Linked DNA regions of Homo sapiens: region 2 is linked to region 1. A link is a contact called in ENCODE Hi-C data. All regions are on one chromosome and are shown on one strand. The core of a region is the stretch at or near the end of the contact, and the rest is flanking DNA. Distances in the headings are between cores, read along the strand shown.

The links. Hi-C counts contacts between places; a loop is a spot of excess contacts on that map. Pooled maps may share reads with other maps.
Region 2: a loop to region 1 is called in a map of thyroid gland, with 2.3 times the contacts of the local background. The contact joins the promoter of CHRNA4 here to the enhancer-like site in region 1. A Hi-C loop is called at or near these places in 7 of 168 maps with a recorded cell type or tissue (HepG2, heart right ventricle, left cardiac atrium and 4 more) and 2 of 50 pooled maps.

Annotation. Positions count from the first base shown.
Region 1 is chr20:63,316,335-63,324,302 of GRCh38, reverse strand. It overlaps COL20A1 (collagen type XX alpha 1 chain), which reads right to left. Exons shown (of 36, transcript NM_020882.4): 21 at 7,612-7,750; 22 at 5,103-5,245; 23 at 4,707-4,816; 24 at 4,106-4,264; 25 at 3,935-4,012; 26 at 3,204-3,290; 27 at 2,192-2,245. Among named protein-coding and RNA genes, the nearest start is that of COL20A1, 27 kb to the right of the region's middle. RefSeq lists an enhancer at 2,865-3,365. Within about 2 kb of position 2,820, at least 2 of the 41 ENCODE cell types and tissues checked have a DNase peak (open chromatin) inside an H3K27ac peak, as active enhancers do.
Region 2 is chr20:63,358,322-63,366,289 of GRCh38, reverse strand. It overlaps CHRNA4 (cholinergic receptor nicotinic alpha 4 subunit), which reads left to right and starts at 4,941. Exons shown (of 6, transcript NM_000744.7): 1 at 4,941-5,200; 2 at 6,591-6,742. The coding sequence starts at 5,125. LOC100130587 (a long non-coding RNA gene) reads right to left here and starts at 6,302. Exons shown (of 5, transcript NR_110634.1): 1 at 6,121-6,302; 2 at 4,349-4,472; 3 at 2,013-2,075. RefSeq lists an enhancer at 4,200-4,833.

The DNA of each region.
Region 1 (7,968 bases), core at 1,571-4,070:
GTGATCAAGACTGAAAAGCCGAAGGTGAAGTGTTTATTTGCAGGTGATGTCACTGTAAACCTGGAAAATCCAAGAAAACCACAAAGAAGATAATTGAGAAAGAAAACTGGGTACAAAAGTCATACACAGCGGTCACGGCCAGTGTGAAAATAATGAGGTAGAAGCTGTAATGAGAGAAAACACCTCACTTATAATAGCAACAAAAAAGAGGACATACGTAGGGATGAAGGAGAACCGAGTGGGTCTGTAGGAAGAGACCATCCCCACACTGTACTGAGGGCCACAACAGGCCCTGTGAACAAAAGGCAGGATGGCTGTGTTTTTGGATGAGAAGATTCAACATCATGAAGACATCATCTGTTCCCGAGTATATCTATAAAGCGAATGCAGTTCCAGTAAAAACACCAACTGAATTGTTTAGGTTAAACGGATAAGTCGATTCTACAGTTCACTGAACAATGAAATAAGCAAAGAGAGCCAGGAAAATTCTGGGGGAATAATACAAAAGAGGACCAGCCCATCTGGCATCGACATCTTAAAGAAATCTGTAATAATTTAAGCAGCACAGCCCTCGCCTGTGAACAACAGACACATCAACGGGACAGACTGGAGCATCTGAAAAACCCCAAAATACACAGGGGCCTTAGGACAGCACGAGAGCCAGGGCGTTCAACTTCTGCAAGGGGCTGGCTGTGTAATGAACGACTCAGGCGACCAGGGGTGGTCTGTGAAGAGGTGAAGCTGGAGTCCTCCCCGTCCTCTGTCCTCCCCAGTGCTGTAACAAAATCAGCTCTAGACGAATCCACCTGGGAGTGTCGAAAAGTGCCTGGAAGCACCAGGAGGAACCAGGAGGAGGCGCGATTTCTACTCTCGGAATAAGAAAGATCTTTTAAAACAGGATACAAAATTCAGAAGCCATAGAACAGAGCAGTAACATGGACTACGTAAAAGTTATTTTAAAATCTGTATGGAAACGCACGTCGCAAACAAGGTCAAAAGACAAGAAAATGCCAAACGCAGTCAAAACTCACATCACAGACACAGGGCTGGTTCCAGCAAGTAAAAAGCGTGCCCACAAATTATTAAGAAAAAAGAACGGTGGAGAAGAAGTCAGAGGACATCTCCAGCAAGAAAATATTGGCAACTTTCAAAGGGCATTCACGCTGCTTGGAAGAGAAATGCATTTTCATCTATCAGACGCGGCTCCCAAAGCAGCCAGGAATGCAAGATGGGGGTGGGAGGTCACCGCTGGCTCGTCGCGGGGGAGCGCCTCGCACGGCTCTGCCGGGCCAGTGTGGGGACATCCACCCCAAAGCACAGGGGCGTGTGCCCTTCCACCCAGCGACTGTCCTAGGGACTCTGTGCCTGAGATGTGCTCTGAGGCTCCAGCACAACCGCAGACAAAGGGAATATGGCAGCGCAGGTGCAAAAGGACAGCCCCGCCAGAGCCAGGCGCACGTCTTTGCTCACGGGGATGTGGAACTCGCTGGAAGGCTGCCGGGGGAGAGGTGGGTGTCGGGGTCGGGAGGAGGGCGGCCTTGCTGCATGCCGACCACGCCTTCGGCATCTGTGTCACGCTTGTGCAGTACCGTGGTTTAGGTAAATGTTTAGAATCGAGCCTGGAGGGCGGCCCTTTGGCGCCTGGGGTGGGGGGCTGCTGCCATCGCTGGGCGCGCTGTCTTCAACATCCCTCTCCGCAGAACCAGAACCTCCGCCCCCGAAACACCTCCCTGCACGCCGCGCATGCGCTGAGCCTAGAGACATCTGAAAATACTCTGTGGGCCTAAGCTCCTGGGCCCAGCCCGGCACACAGAAGGCATCTGGCTCATGCCTGCCCCATGGAAATCAAGGGCGGCCTTCAGGGCCAATAGGACAGGTGGCCTCACCTCCCCAAGCCTCAGATTCCCCTGCTGGGCCATGGGGTTCATCCTCCCTATCTGGGTGAAAAGGGGACTTGCACCATAACCAGGCCTGGGCCAGGCGCCCTGCAGGCACATGGGGGAGGCCAGCCTAAACCCCCTGGACTCCTGGGGTGCTGGGGTCCCTGCCTGTCTGCAGCTTGGGGAGACCCCACCCTGCCTAGGGAAGCTGCGTGCAGCTCCCTGCACTCTCAGGAATGCACTGGGAGGGGTGTTCTCTTCTGGTAGGTACGATCCAGGCCCCTCACCTCCCAGGGCTCCCCAAAACTTACCCTGGGCCCTGGGAAGCCCTGCTCTCCTGGGGTGCCATTCCTCCCAGGGAGGCCCTGCAGAGGCACAAACAGGGCTAAGCCCCCAGAACTACCCAACCAAGGTAGAGGAGCAAAGACCAGCCCCTGAGCCCCATGCCTGGCCCACCCTGAGCCCCATGCCCCACCCAGCCCCAGACTGTCCACTGCTGTCAAGGGGAAGAGAAGGGGTTTCCAGGGCAAGGACGCACTAGCCCATCCTTCCCTCTCATAGTCAGGCAGTTCTGGGTTCAAACCCCGGCCCCCTGAGTAGACAAGGCTGTGGACACTGAGCTCAGAGAGAGTGTGCTTGACCGGTCCCAGAGCCAGCTCTGGAAGCCCCAGCCGTCACCTGTGGGGCGCTGGAACCTTGGGGTGAGCAGAGGCAGCTGCAGCCATGGCAGGTCCAAGGACCTCTCAGGACCCACCCCATGGCAGGGGTCCAGGCCTGGAGGGCCGCCTCCCTGAGGCCTGGGTAGAGGGCCCGTATAGCTCCTGCTGCAGGTGAGCTAGGCTGCCAGCACCCAGGACAGTGGCCGTCCAAGTGGCTGTGACTCACAGCCGGCCCACGTCACACCCTGTGGCCACAGCACAGTTCTGGATCCCAGTTGCGCCTGGATCCGTCCCAAGCCTCACACTTCAGAAACACTGGATTCCACGCCAGAGGAGGGTTCGTGGGGGAGGCCCAGCCTGGGGGAAGGAAGGAGCTGCGCCTGGCCCCCCTTCCCAACCCTGACAGTGAGAATCACTGGATTCCGCACTAGAGGAGGGTTCGCAGGGGAGGCCCAGCCTGGGGGAAGGAAGGGGCTGGGCCAGGCCTCTGTCTCCTGGCCCAGGGCGGGCACAGCAGGGAAGAGGCTCATGAAATACATCCCAACTCTGCGGCAGGACGGGGGCATGGACCGGGGCGGGAGGGCCTGGGTTACACATCCACCAGTGGCAGCAATACATTGGCCAGTGTTCCCTGGTCACCCCAAGGAGACGCCACTGGACTCACTGGGGGTCCTTGAGGTCCTGGGGGCCCAGGGGTCTCTGAGGAACAGGAACAGGCAGACACGAAGGCGGGGCAGGTCTCTCCATCCCTCTGGAAGAAGAGAGACCCTGCCCATTAGAGAGACCCTCTCCCTGGCTCTTGCCTGACCCTAGAGCTGAGATTAGCCAATGACACCTGGGCTCCAGGGAGACTTCCAGACCCGCACCTGGGAGGCAGGGGCGAAGGTCAGGGGCCCAAGTGCATAGTGGGCAGGTCCAGGACTCAGGCCACTGAGCCCCTGTGTGTCCAGCCGGCCCTGGGTTCCCACCCTGCCACGCTGTCCGCATGAGCCCCAGGACAGAATGGTGCCTTCTCCCTCCCTCTCTCCCGTCTGGGCCCCCAGTATGGCCAAGCCCAGCACAGGGTATACAGAGGAGTCACTGAGGATGAGAGGGGCTCTCTGGCCTGGCCACGTGCCCCTTCCTGACTCATCTGCACCTGGCTGGGCCCACAGAGGTGGGCATGGCCCTGAGTGCAGCCAGGGGTTCCCAGCCTGCCCCAGGGCCTCCAGGACTCTCTGTCCAGCCCCTCTGGGCTCATCCACTGGCCCTGAGGCTGCCTCCTCTGAAAGCCTTCCCTGATCTCTCCCAGCACGGTGACAATCTGGACAGGCCAACTGACCCCAGGCACTGTGACCCTCAGTGGGCACTTGCCCTAACTTGCTTCGTGGAACAGGGGCAAGGGACGGGGCACACCGAGGCAGGGAGCTCACAGCACCGGTCCTCATCGGCCCAGGTGTCACTGCACACGATCTGCAGCATCTGGAGCTGAAACTGCAACGCAGGGGAGCCGGCTCAGCCCCGGGGCTCAGAGAGGCTGCCAGCCCCCACCAGCGTGGCCCAGCAGGTGGGCAGGGCCCAACTCACCGCGGCCGAACTGCTCCGGGGGCCCCTGGCCTTGGCCAGCCTCCCCAGCGTGACGAAGCCCGCAGCGGGTGGGCTGCCCATCTCCCCAAGGGGCCGCTCAGCCACCTTCCGGCAGTCCACATAGAGCCTGACCTTGGAGCGGCCCACAGCCACGTGCACCTGTGAGACGGCACGGGAGGTTCTCCACAGCCCAGGCGGGGCCGGTGCCCACCTGAGCCCCCAAGGCCAGGCCAGGGCTGGGGAGTAACACCCATCCCTGGGACCTGGGGTCAGGAACCTGACCTCACCTCAGGTTTCGGGGGACCCTGGGAGAACCCCCCCTTGCTGGGCCTCGGCTTCCCCTCTGTAAAATGGACCAAATGGCACCTGCTGCAGGAGCCTCCCGGGGTCTGTGGGTCCCAAAGAGATGGGCTGGGAGGCTCTTCAACTCCAATTAAGATGGAAGAGCTGGGGTAGAGGAACAGAGCCCCAGGTCAATGTTCCCTCCCAAGGAAGGTCCTGCTCTCCTAGGGAGAGGAGTTGGCATCCGGCAGGTCCCTGTGGGGCTGGGCTGCCCCAGAGCTGGGGGAACGGGGGAGAGGGGCGCGAGCTGCACCAGGACCTTGTGGAAGCTCCCGAAGAAAATCTTCCTCACTTCCTGCGGGTCGAAGGTGGCCTCCTGCAAGGCAGCCCTGGGGTCACGGTGGAAGTAGGTCAGGGACTTCTTCCCGGCTGCCAGGGAAGGGGTGGAGCAGGTGAGAACGGGCTGCAACCAGCCGGGCCTATACCTTGAGCAGGGCGGCCCCCACGACAGGACAGGAGCAGCCCTGAGGGTGCCAAGCTGGAGGTGACCCTCAATGTGGCCCACAGCCCCCTGCCCGGGACACCTGCCTCCCACCCAGAGGGTGCTGAGGGCCTGGCCTGGAGGCTGGACTTCCTCTGAAGGCCTCCCAGGGCTCTGGGGCCTCCCTGCCCCTACTCCTCCTGACTGCTGGGGGCGACGCGGGGCCCACGTCACCATCCAGCAGAACCCCAAGGAGGGGCTGGAAGTCCTCGGCTGTCATCTGCCACAGCGCGAAGGCCTCACGGGGTGTCTCGGGAAGTAGGCGCACAAGGAAGACGATGGTGTGCTCTGGAGGTAGGGGGGCTGGGTAGACGTCACTGTGGGGGTTGGGGGAGGGAGAGGCACATGAGCAGACCCAAGGGCAGCCAAACCTGGCAGAACGATCCGCTCGCCCAGCCCCAGCCCCAGTGCCAGTCCCTGAGGCTGCTCTGAGGGTCATGGTGGACCCCTGCACCCGCACACCCTTCCCAGCTGTAGACTGAGCGTGGAGGCCGCTGGCTCCCTAGGAGCCCAGACTGGTGGTTCCACAGAGCTGAGGGTCTATGAGGCCACACTGGGGCCTCCCTGCCTTGGTTTCCCCATGAGTAACATGGGGTACATAAAGGACAGAATCCCTCCCATTGAATGAGGAGGATTCAACAGAAGTACTTGGAGGCGCCAGGCCCAGGGCCATCCCAGGTCACATCCCAGATGACCCCAGCAAGGGCTCACCAAGACCCGTGCTCCCGGGGCCCGTGAGGGTGAGGGGTGCCGGCCCAGGACACCCCACAGGGGAGTCTCAGGATCACTACTGAAAGGCAGCTCTGCTCTCGGGAGCAGCTCCCCCGACTCACACTCATTGGCACCGCCCAGTGGGTCCTGGCCAGTGCCCAGCCAGACACCCTGAGGGGTGGGACCAGGGTCTTGGTCCCCTAATGTTCCAGGAAGCAGGGTCTCGGGCCTCTGATAGAATCGGGGTCCAGGGAGCAGGGTCTCGGGCCCCTGATAGAATTGGGGTCCCAATGGCCGTAGCCTCCTATCTGTCTTCCATTCACTCTTAGGATGCCCAGCCACCTTCCTGCCATCCCGAGAGCAGACTGGTCTGGGGCCTGGGCACCTGTGATGCCACCTCAGGAGCCTCCCGACCCCACACAGCAGGAGCCCTCCTCTTTTGGTGTGGCAACCCTCACGGGGGTCCACCCTGGGTGGCCGCACCTGGAGAACCATCTGCCCCCACTTCTCAGGCTGTGAGCTCTGGAAGGGCAAACAGGCATGGGAAGTGCCTGCTCATGCCACAAGGCTGGGAGGAGCCCTCATTTGAGAACAGGGACTCATGGAAACAGCCACCCTGTGGAGGCTGCCTGGTCCCAGGAGGGTTTGCTTGAGAGCAGAGAGGTTGGGGAGGCACCCAGGAGGCCTTGAAGCTGCCTCGGGCTGCAGGCGATCAGAGCTCCCACCTCACCCACCCGTAAGAACACCCAGCTCAGTACGTGCACCTGAGGCCACCGAGGAAGAGGAGAGGGGGGCGGGGGGCGTCTACACCACCTGAGGCCATGGAGGAAGAGGGCTCTGCAGCCTGCTGCCCAGAGAGGAGGGCAGAGGGCAACTATACCACCCTGAAGAGAAACTGCCATGGGGGCGGAGCACAGGGGGCATGTGCAGCAAGACTGGGGGGAGGGAGAGGATGGTGAGGGAAGCCGGGGAACAGTCATCGAGTTCAGCCACGAAGACACCGTGGTGACCAGGGGGCCAGGGCCGAGCATAGCACATGGGCCGGCGGCTGTGTGGGGACAAAACAGGCTGGGAGAGACATTCCTAAGCCCCAACAGTGCTAGGTGAGCTTTTAAATATATATATTTCTATAATTTTAAAATCTCTGTTACAGAATATAACTCTCCTTTGTAACTTCTTTTTTTTTTTTTTTTTTTTTAAGGGACGGAGTATTGCTCTGGTGCCCAGGCTGGACTACAGTGGCACAATCCTGGCTCACTGCAGCCTCCGTCTCCTGAGACAGACATGCTCCCACCTCAGCCTCCCGAGTAGCTGGGAATACAGGTGCCTGCCACCGCACCCAGCTAAGTTTGTTTGTTTATTTGTAGAGATGGGGTCTTGCTGCATTGTCCAGGCTGGTTTCAACCTCCTGGACTTAGCCTCCCCAGTAGCTGGGACTGCAGGTGTGCACCACCACACCTGGCTTCCGCCTTTATCATCAACCATTTTAACTTAAACTGTCATGCAGCTTATATCACAGTTCAGGGTCACGATGAACAACTGTTCTCTGTAAATAAGGGAGGGTGGTCATGAGATATCAGGAATTGTCCCAAATCTCATGCAAAGCTATTTGAGTGATCGCTTCCTCTAAATCCGGCTACTGGCAGTTTGGCCCATCGCCTCAGGTCAGTCTGGGGCTCCTGCGTGTTTGATCAGCCCTCAGCTCACATGGGAAATAGATCCATACTTGGTTGCCAAAATATGCCAAGGGGCTGGCCTCACTCTGCCCATGGAGATTTTATTAATTTGTAAAATGTGAATTTCTGAAGTGTGAGTACTGGGGTGAGTCAGCCGTTTGCTGACATAGCAGCGCTGCCCTGTCCCACAGCCTCCAGGAGGTCTCCGGCCCATGCCCGCCCCCCCACCATGTCCTCCTAATCTTCAGCGGCCCCAGCCTGGGCTTCCAGCTCCACCCCAGCCCTTGCCCTCACACCTGACCCGTCTTGTCAGCTGGGCGTCCTTGAAGAGCGTGAAGGTCGGGGTCCCACCGAAGGCAGAGGGCTCCATGGCCACGCCCCGGATGGACGCATAAGCCTTTTCCACCAGGCTGAAGGCCACCATCAGGTCAAACCCTGGGGAAGATGGTGGGGGAAGGGGCACCGAGGGACCCTCAGAGATGGCAGGGGAGGGAGGAAGGGGCAGGAGCGGGGACTCAAGAGGGACCCAGGGGCTGCAGTGCGGTGGGAGGGAGGGGTGACGGAGCGGCGTGGGTGGGAAGTCAGCACAGGGGCTGGGGGGTGGGCAGGGGTCTGCTTCAGGCCCTGGGCTGGGCATCGCCCCCCACCCCTCC
Region 2 (7,968 bases), core at 3,692-6,191, 40 kb before region 1:
CAGGAGAGGGCAGGGAGCACCAGGAGAGGGCAGGGAGCACCAGGAGAGGGCAGGGAGCACTAGGAGAGGGCAGGGAGCACTAGGAGAGGGCAGGGAGCACCAGGAGAGGGCAGGGAGCACTAGGAGAGGGCAGGGAGCACCAGGAGAGGGCAGGGAGCTGGGAGCGCAGCCGAGGGCAGGGAGTTGAGAGCACAGCCGGGGGCAGGGAGCCAGGCCTGGGGATGCAGTGGGGAGCACCTGGGCTCTGGTGAGGCTCCAGGAGGCCACTCTCATCCATGGGGTGCTCATGTCTGTGAAGGGGCAGGTGACACTGCTCACTTGTGTGGCCTCTTCGTTTTCCCGCCTCAGAGGAACGGGGTCGGAGGGACGCAGGCCAGACTCAGGTGAGCAGCAAAGCATGGGGCTCAGGCCCCACAGAAGGGGTGCGAGTGACTTGGCCCCACAGAGGGGCTGAGCCCAGGCCCGACTCTCCTGATAGCCCCAGAAGGAACAGCAGCCGGGACTCCCGCAGGGCCGGGTGCACTCTGTCTCCAGGGGGGGCCCCATGGCAGGGCTGGCAGGGAGGGGTGCTTGGGGGCCACCAGGCGGTGAGCATGACCCCCGGGTCCACGGGAGGGCGAGGAGGCCTTCCCAGACTCACGGAGGCTACAGGACAGAGTTACTCTCCGCCCGTCCTGGTGGATGACAGGGAAGTCAATGTGGTGAGAACTGACAGCATTGAGTCTCCGGGGCCCCAGCGTTTCTGCTCCCACCTGTCCTGAACCCTCCTCAGTCCTCTCCTGGGCCCCGTGACTCCTTGCAGACATGGGTCCTCACTCCAGGGAGGGGTGAGGTGGCCGCTGGTGACAGGCCTGCTCTGGGCCAACCCTCCCTTAGCCCTTGGACAGGCATCCGTCCATCTGTCCACGTGGTCACTGTGGCCCAAGAGCCAGGCTTCGCCTGCCAAGCCCAGACCTGCCCTCAAGGACTGGCACTGTTGGCAGGTGGGGGACAGGGGAGGCCAGCAGAGAGCAGACGCATGACGTTTGGTGTGAAGAGTGCCAGGAAGACAGTCGGGCAGAGCAGGTGGGGGAGTGCTGCCCTTCCCCGGGCTTCCCCTTTCTCTCAGGGGTGCTGGGTGGGACAGAGTTTCCACAGAGCACGGTAGGGATGGGCGAGGCCCAGCTGCAGGAGGGGGAGGCCCTTGGGGGGGATGGGAGCACAGGCAGGGCCCCCTGTCCATGGGCTGAGCCCACAGCGCGTCCCAGCACTGGGACCTGGGGCTGGATGCCTCCTGCCTCCCACAGCCATCTCCTTGGGTGCGGCTCAGGCTCAGCTGGTGCCCCGCAATGCTCACCTTTACTACAAACCCTCGGTTACCATGGGCAGGTAGACAGCAGTGAGGGAGAGAGAAAAATCACCCCCAGAGCCGTGCTCCCAGGGGAGCTGCTTTGCACCGTAGCCAGTGGCAGCCTGGAGTTGGTGGTGACATGGGGAGGGTGGGGGGCAGGGGCTGGTGTCTGCAAGGGCCTGGTTGTGTCCCCCAGGGTGGGGGGCGGGGGCTGGTGTCTGCAAGGGCCTGGTAGTGTCCCCCAACCTACCCGCAAGCCCCCTAGGGCGGCTCAGGCCACAGAAAAGCTGTGCCCCCAAATCTGGTCTCACTGGACTTTGAATCCAGAGTTTTTGTTTCCTTTGAAGCAGCAATTTCAGGAGCAGCAGAGGCAAGGGCCAGGATGTGGAGTAGGAATCTAATTCAGCCTCGGTGATTACTGGGTTCCCACAACCAGCGCTCTCCAGCGGGCGCAGGTGGGAGGGAGGGGCTGTGCAAATTAATGAGTTAGACCTGATTAATCTTGCTGCATTAGCAAATCCAAAGGGAAAGCCAGTGAGGTTGGACAGATGTGTGTGAGCGTGTGCACTCGGCCGCAGGGCTGTGTCACCAGAGCCCCGGGCGTCCAGCTGACCCGGCCTGGCCCCTGGCTCCGGGAGAGACAGGCCTGCTGGCCCTGGCTGAGCTCTCAGAGTGAACTCACCTGCAGGAATCCACCAGGGAGAGCCGCCGGCTTGAGACCGCTTGACCCTGTGGAAGCCTGGGCCTGTTTTGTTAGAAAAGTGAGGAGGAGACAGAAAAGGCAAAGCTGGCTTAGTCTCAGAGCCTCTGCTAGGCTCCTGCCGAGGCCCACGGCCTCTTCCCCTGCACCAACGGGGGACAAATTCCAGCCCCTGCCCCAGGCCAGGACACCAGGTTCGGGCTGAGCCCTGGCTGCGGTGGGGAACCCTGACCCTCCACATCAGCCCTGGGCCAAGTGGCTCTAAGCTGACATTTCTCCGGGCACTCTGGGGCCGCCTGCATCAGAGCTGCCAGCAATGGCTGGTGGAAGCCACAGATTTGGAGGCCTCACCCCAGACTGAACAGTCTCTGAGGGTGGAGCTCCAGAATCTGGAGTTAAACAAACGCCCCCACGCACGGCTGAGTGGACACCCGTGGCCCTTCAGGGATTCACCCAGCTCACCACACGCCCCCCGCTCTGCTGTGACCCCAGATAATCTCCACAGGAGGCCTCGATTTTAACAAGTCCAGGGGGAAACCATGAGCCCAAGTGCAGGAGCAGGGGTGTCCTCTTCCCAAAGAGGTCTTTGGTTTGCCACGGGAGGGTGAGGCACCCACGAGGGTGTGGAACCCACGAGTGGACATCACTTTATCAGCAGAAGAGCCCCGTTTCGGCCAGCTGCCAAGTCAGAGAAACGATAACCCCGTGTCACAGGGGCTCCAGCAGGGACCGCAGCACGGCTGGCCTCTCCACTCACAAAAGAATGTGGATTTGGCTCTGCCAATGGCATTTGCTCTGCGACACCACAGGCAGGGGCTTCTCACCAAGGTGGGGCCTGAACCAAAGGGCAGAGGCCAGTCTATACCATGCGGGAACCGCTGGCCTTGCCACCTCTCTGTCCCCTTCCTAAGCAGAGAGCCTCATGGGCTGTGCCGCAGGGAGCGGGGGTGGGGTTCTGTGAGTGGGTCAGAGGTCAGAGGTCAGCAGGCTGCCCTCACGGGGCCTCGGGGGACTTTGCTCTTCTCCCCTCCCTGTGTTTACCAGCTGCTTGCTCAGCCCAAATATCCATCCAGCTTGGAACCTTCTAGTTCCTGGCACAGAACTGGCCCATGGAGGGGCTTCATGTAGGCCAGAAGGACCAGGGTCTTGCACTGCCCAGGGGCTTGGGAAGAGCAAGGAGAGGAGGAGGAGGAGAGGGAATCCTTCCTTGGGGGACTTCAGTCTGCCTAGGGAAACAGGCCCTTGAAACCATCGAGGGTTGGATCTGCAGGGTGGTCTGAGGGAGAGCCGTCAGCAGGGTGGGTGGCAGACACCCATGGCTCCAGGAAAGAGTTCAGGAAAGTAGACCTGGGATCTCCCAGGAGGCTGTCCCAGTGAGGGCACGTCAGCCCAAAACTACATCTGAGGCCAGCAGGAGGCCGGGGTGCAGACCCTAAAGCCAGATGGCCTGGGTTGGAATCCCAGTACTGACTGTGAGCTTCGGCAAGTCGCTCGGCCTCTCCGCACCTGTGTTATCTCTTTGGTAACGTAGGGACAATTGAAGAGGCCACCTCAAGGGGGCCGTGGAAGTGCAGGGGGTCCCTGCATCCAGCTTGCTTGGACCAGCATGTGGGAAGGCCACAGAAGCAGGGCAGGTGTTGTCGCTGGACCAGGCAATTCAGGAGGGCAGTGTCGTCGTTGGACCAGCCACTGTGCAGCGGCTGTGTGTTCTGAAAGCTCTAATTGTAGGCACTGCCCACAGAGCGGACAGACAGCTCTGGCCAGTGAGGAAGAGCTCCTGCCCGTCCCAAAGCAGGTGTATGAGGAGCCATGAGCTCAACCTGGAACCAGAGGTGGGCAGGGAGGGGGGAGAGGGGTGGGCAGGAGCAGTGGCTGCTCAGGGAAGCTGGGGGGAGGAGGAGAAGGAAGGTAGGGGGTAGGGACAGGGGAGATGGGAGAGCGATGGGAGGGGCAGGAGCTGTAGGGCTCCAGAGGCCTGTGCTGGAGAGGGGGTTGCTGCAGGGAACTCCTGACGGAGCCCCCTCGCCCGACCAGCAGCCTTGCAGCCTTGGAGGGAGGGGCGTGAATGCGGAGGGTCACCGGACCTCTCCAGCCCCTTCTGCTCTGCCTTCCATTACCGACGACGGAAATCTCCGTTTTCGGGGGCTGTGTCCCAGCTGCAGAGCCTGAGGCTGGGCCAGGGGCGCGGCTACAGGGATGGCCGGGTCTGATGTTTCTGCAGAGCCTCGCCCTCTCCTCCTGCACACGAGATTCAGCCGCACAAGGCGCCCCTCCTCCAACGCACCTGCTGCTCTGTGGGCGGCCACCTCGGCACCCACCTGAGGGCGGGGCCCCTCCCTGGGGACCGTGCGCCTGGGCTCCCCTCTGGACGCCTCTTGGGTCTCTGCGGAGGTACCAGGGAAGGCGGGGGCTGCAGGCGGACAGAGAGTCCTGAACGGCTCGCTGGGGAACAAGACCAGAGACGCGATTTTCAGGCTGCAGACACCGGCTGGCGCGATGGAGTAACCCAGATGTGCTAGGGGTGCCCCTCCTTGCGCCGGATCCCCTAGATGTGCCCCCCACCCCTGCAGGCAGGGAGCGGGCGCCCAGGCTGGAGATGTGGGGAGGGAGGTCAGACTGACTCCGGGACCCCCCAGTCGCACTCAGTGACCCCGGGGTCCCCGTCCCCGGCTCAGGCACGTCTCGAACCCCAGGAGAACAAGGAAACTTTACCCCCGCCCGGGGCCCAGCGCAGCCTCCCCGTCCCCCTGGGCGCGCGGTCCATCCCTGCTCATTCTCCCTGGCCCTTGCTCCCTCCTCCCTTTTCACTCTCCGTTCCCTCCCCCTCCCCTGCTCCCCCTCCTCCCCCCTCCCCTGCTCCCCCTCCCAGCCGGCTGAGGCGGGCAGGGCCGGGCGGGGCCGCGCCACGGAGCCCACAGCCCGGCGCTCCCTGCCGCGCCGCCGCCGCACCGCGCCCCACAGGAGAAGACGAACCGGGCCCGGCGGCCGAAGCGGCCCGCGAGGCGCGGGAGGCATGAAGTTGGGCGCGCACGGGCCTCGAAGCGGCGGGGAGCCGGGAGCCGCCCGCATCTAGAGCCCGCGAGGTGCGTGCGCCATGGAGCTAGGGGGCCCCGGAGCGCCGCGGCTGCTGCCGCCGCTGCTGCTGCTTCTGGGGACCGGCCTCCTGCGCGGTAAGTTACGGGGCGCGGGATGGGCCCCCTTTCGCCCGCGTTCGGATGGCCTGGGACCCCCAGAGCCAGAGGGAGGCAGGCTCCTGACTGCGGTCCCAAGCCGCGGGTGCGCGCGACTGGGCGACCGCGAGGCTCCCCATCCCCAGCCGCACAGGCTGCGCTCGCACCCGGGCTGAGCCAGGCGAGGAGGGAGTTGACCGCCGGCGAATGCGGAGGGCTGGGAAAGGGGCTTTCCGCGGGGTGTGGGGGGTTCCGCTGCTATTTCAGGGCTGGCCCCAAAAGCTCGAACTTGAGCAGAGGTGGGGCCACCTTCGCCCTTCCCCCATCCATCCAGCTAAATTTCCCTGAAGACCCCCATGCCTGCTTCCTCCGGTTTAGGGGATCAGAGGGGTGGCCTCTGCCCTTGGCGGCCGCCACCCACCTTTTCTGCAGGAAGGACAAGGTCGCGGGTGGGGACTCTGGGCTGGGAGTCAAGGCTCCCAGGGGTGTAGAACTGACCCCTCCCCCTCCCCGAGTCCTGTCTGCGCTCTCAGGCCAGCGGGACCCACCAGGGAGGTGGAGGTCTCCCCCTCCGCCCAGACCCGCCCCTTATGGCAGCGCCCAGGACAGGCGGGGAATGCCTCAGATCCTGGGGCCCCGGACCTGGAGCACAGATGGACCTAGGGCTGTGCTCCTCCAGAGCGACTCATCAGGGGCGTTCTGGGTCTGCCCAACAGCACGGGCAGGCTGGGGTGCGGAGGGGGCTGGCACCTCGTTGGGGTCTGCATCTGAAACACTCCTCGGGCATCAGGGGATTGATGAACCAGGGGAGGTTCCGTAGGAAGCGGGCGCTTGTGGGGGCCCGATCCTCCTTCCCCTTCCTCCCTCTTCCTGCCTGGGCTGGCCCCGCTGCCCTGTACTCCCTCCTTTGCTGCTGTTACCCCCGAGTGTCCTCTGACTCGCCAGCTGCTAGAGACACAGCCCTTCCCTGGAAGTCAGTGTGACAGGAGACCCAAAGCAGTCCTCGGCCCATCCGCCGCCTGGTTTTGTGGTGCGGTCAAGGTGCTGGGAAGGCCTCCGTGGGCTGAGGGGCCTGGGAAGCTTCCCCGAGGAAATCACAATTACACCCAGGGGTGGGAGAGAGCCGGAGGCCAAGAGAGGTCAGCGCACGCCACGCCCGGCACACACACACACACACACACACACACACACAGCACACGCCCGGCACACACACACACACAGAGCGCACGCCCGGCACACACACAGGTCCTGGGGTGGGAAGGGCTCATGTGAGGAGCTGAAAGGAAGTGGACGTGCTGGGCAGGGGGCTGGGGCAGCCTGGAGAGCTCCTGGACAGCTCCCGGCTCCTGTCCCGCCTGCACCTGAGCCACTGGCCTGCCTCTCCCCGCAGCCAGCAGCCATGTGGAGACCCGGGCCCACGCCGAGGAGCGGCTCCTGAAGAAACTCTTCTCCGGTTACAACAAGTGGTCCCGACCCGTGGCCAACATCTCGGACGTGGTCCTCGTCCGCTTCGGCCTGTCCATCGCTCAGCTCATTGACGTGGTAGGTGAGGGCGTGGCCATCGTGCACTGTGACTGAGGTCGCCCTGCAAGGAGCACAGGGGTCTGGGTGGGCAGAGGGGACACAGCCATCAACACTCCCCGTGGCTGTGAGTGTCCGGCCCGGGCTGGTACGTCAGAACGACAGCCACCAGCTCTGCCCCGCCTGAGCCCCAGCCAAGGGTTGATTCAGAGCGTCCCAGCCAGGCCCTGCCCTTTCCTCCCCCTTGACGTGGGAACACTCCAAGTGGCCAGGTTCTCAGTACAGAGCCCAGGCACCTTCGGAAGCAAAGAACAGCAAAGGCCTTGCTTGGGGGTGGCGGGGCACGCTGTGACCTCGGAGCAACAGGGACAACCGGCCGGGGCAGGGGCCGGGGCAGGAGCAGGCACTGTGGTGTCCCGGCAGCACCCCAACCTTAGCTGGCCCCAGAGGCCCCTCACCCACAGATCTGGAATGTGGGGTTTGGGGGAGTCTTGGGCGAAGTCTGTTTGTCTGAAGATATGTTCTTTCTGGTGGGGGGCCCAAGAAGGCTGCTGGGAGGAAGCCTACTGGTCCAGCCAGGCCCCTGCAGCGTGGGCCAGTGCACATGGAGCCCCAAGGCAGGATAGGAACCAGGAGGCTTCGAGGCTGAGAGAACTGAGCTGCGGGAGGCTCGGCCTTGTGCTCGGTTGAGATGCTTGGTTACCTACCCAGGCCTGAGCCAGACTGTCTGGGGGTCTCGGCGGCCCTGGAGGGGCCGGGTAAGGGGCAGCAGAGACATTTCCACGTTTCCCAGCCAGGCTCAGCCACTCCAAATGGGGTGAGACCATCCCTCAGGGTACCTGGCTGGGTGGGGGTGCATAGCCTGGGGGCTGCCACCATGGAGGAGGGCAGGTTGGGCAGGCCATGGTCTCTGGGAGCTGGCCCACTTGCGAGTGGGCAGCCAATGGCCAGCTGAGCTGCAGGGGCTCGTCTTCCACACTGAAGTCCGCCAGCTCCAGCCCTGCTGCCAAATCCCAGCTCGCTGGTCCAGGGAGGGCACCCCCACATGGGGAGGCATTTGTATGCTGTAGAGGCCCAGCCCACACCTTGCCAGGATGCCAAGCCTGGGTCTGCCGCTGAGGGAGGAGCCACCGGGTTGCGGGAGAATTTCCTCTCTTTGGGAGGCTGGTGCCGTGCGTGTTGGGTAACCCTGGGCCTGGGGCCTGTGAAACGGGGTGAGAGCTGCTTCACTATCCCAGGCTGAGTGG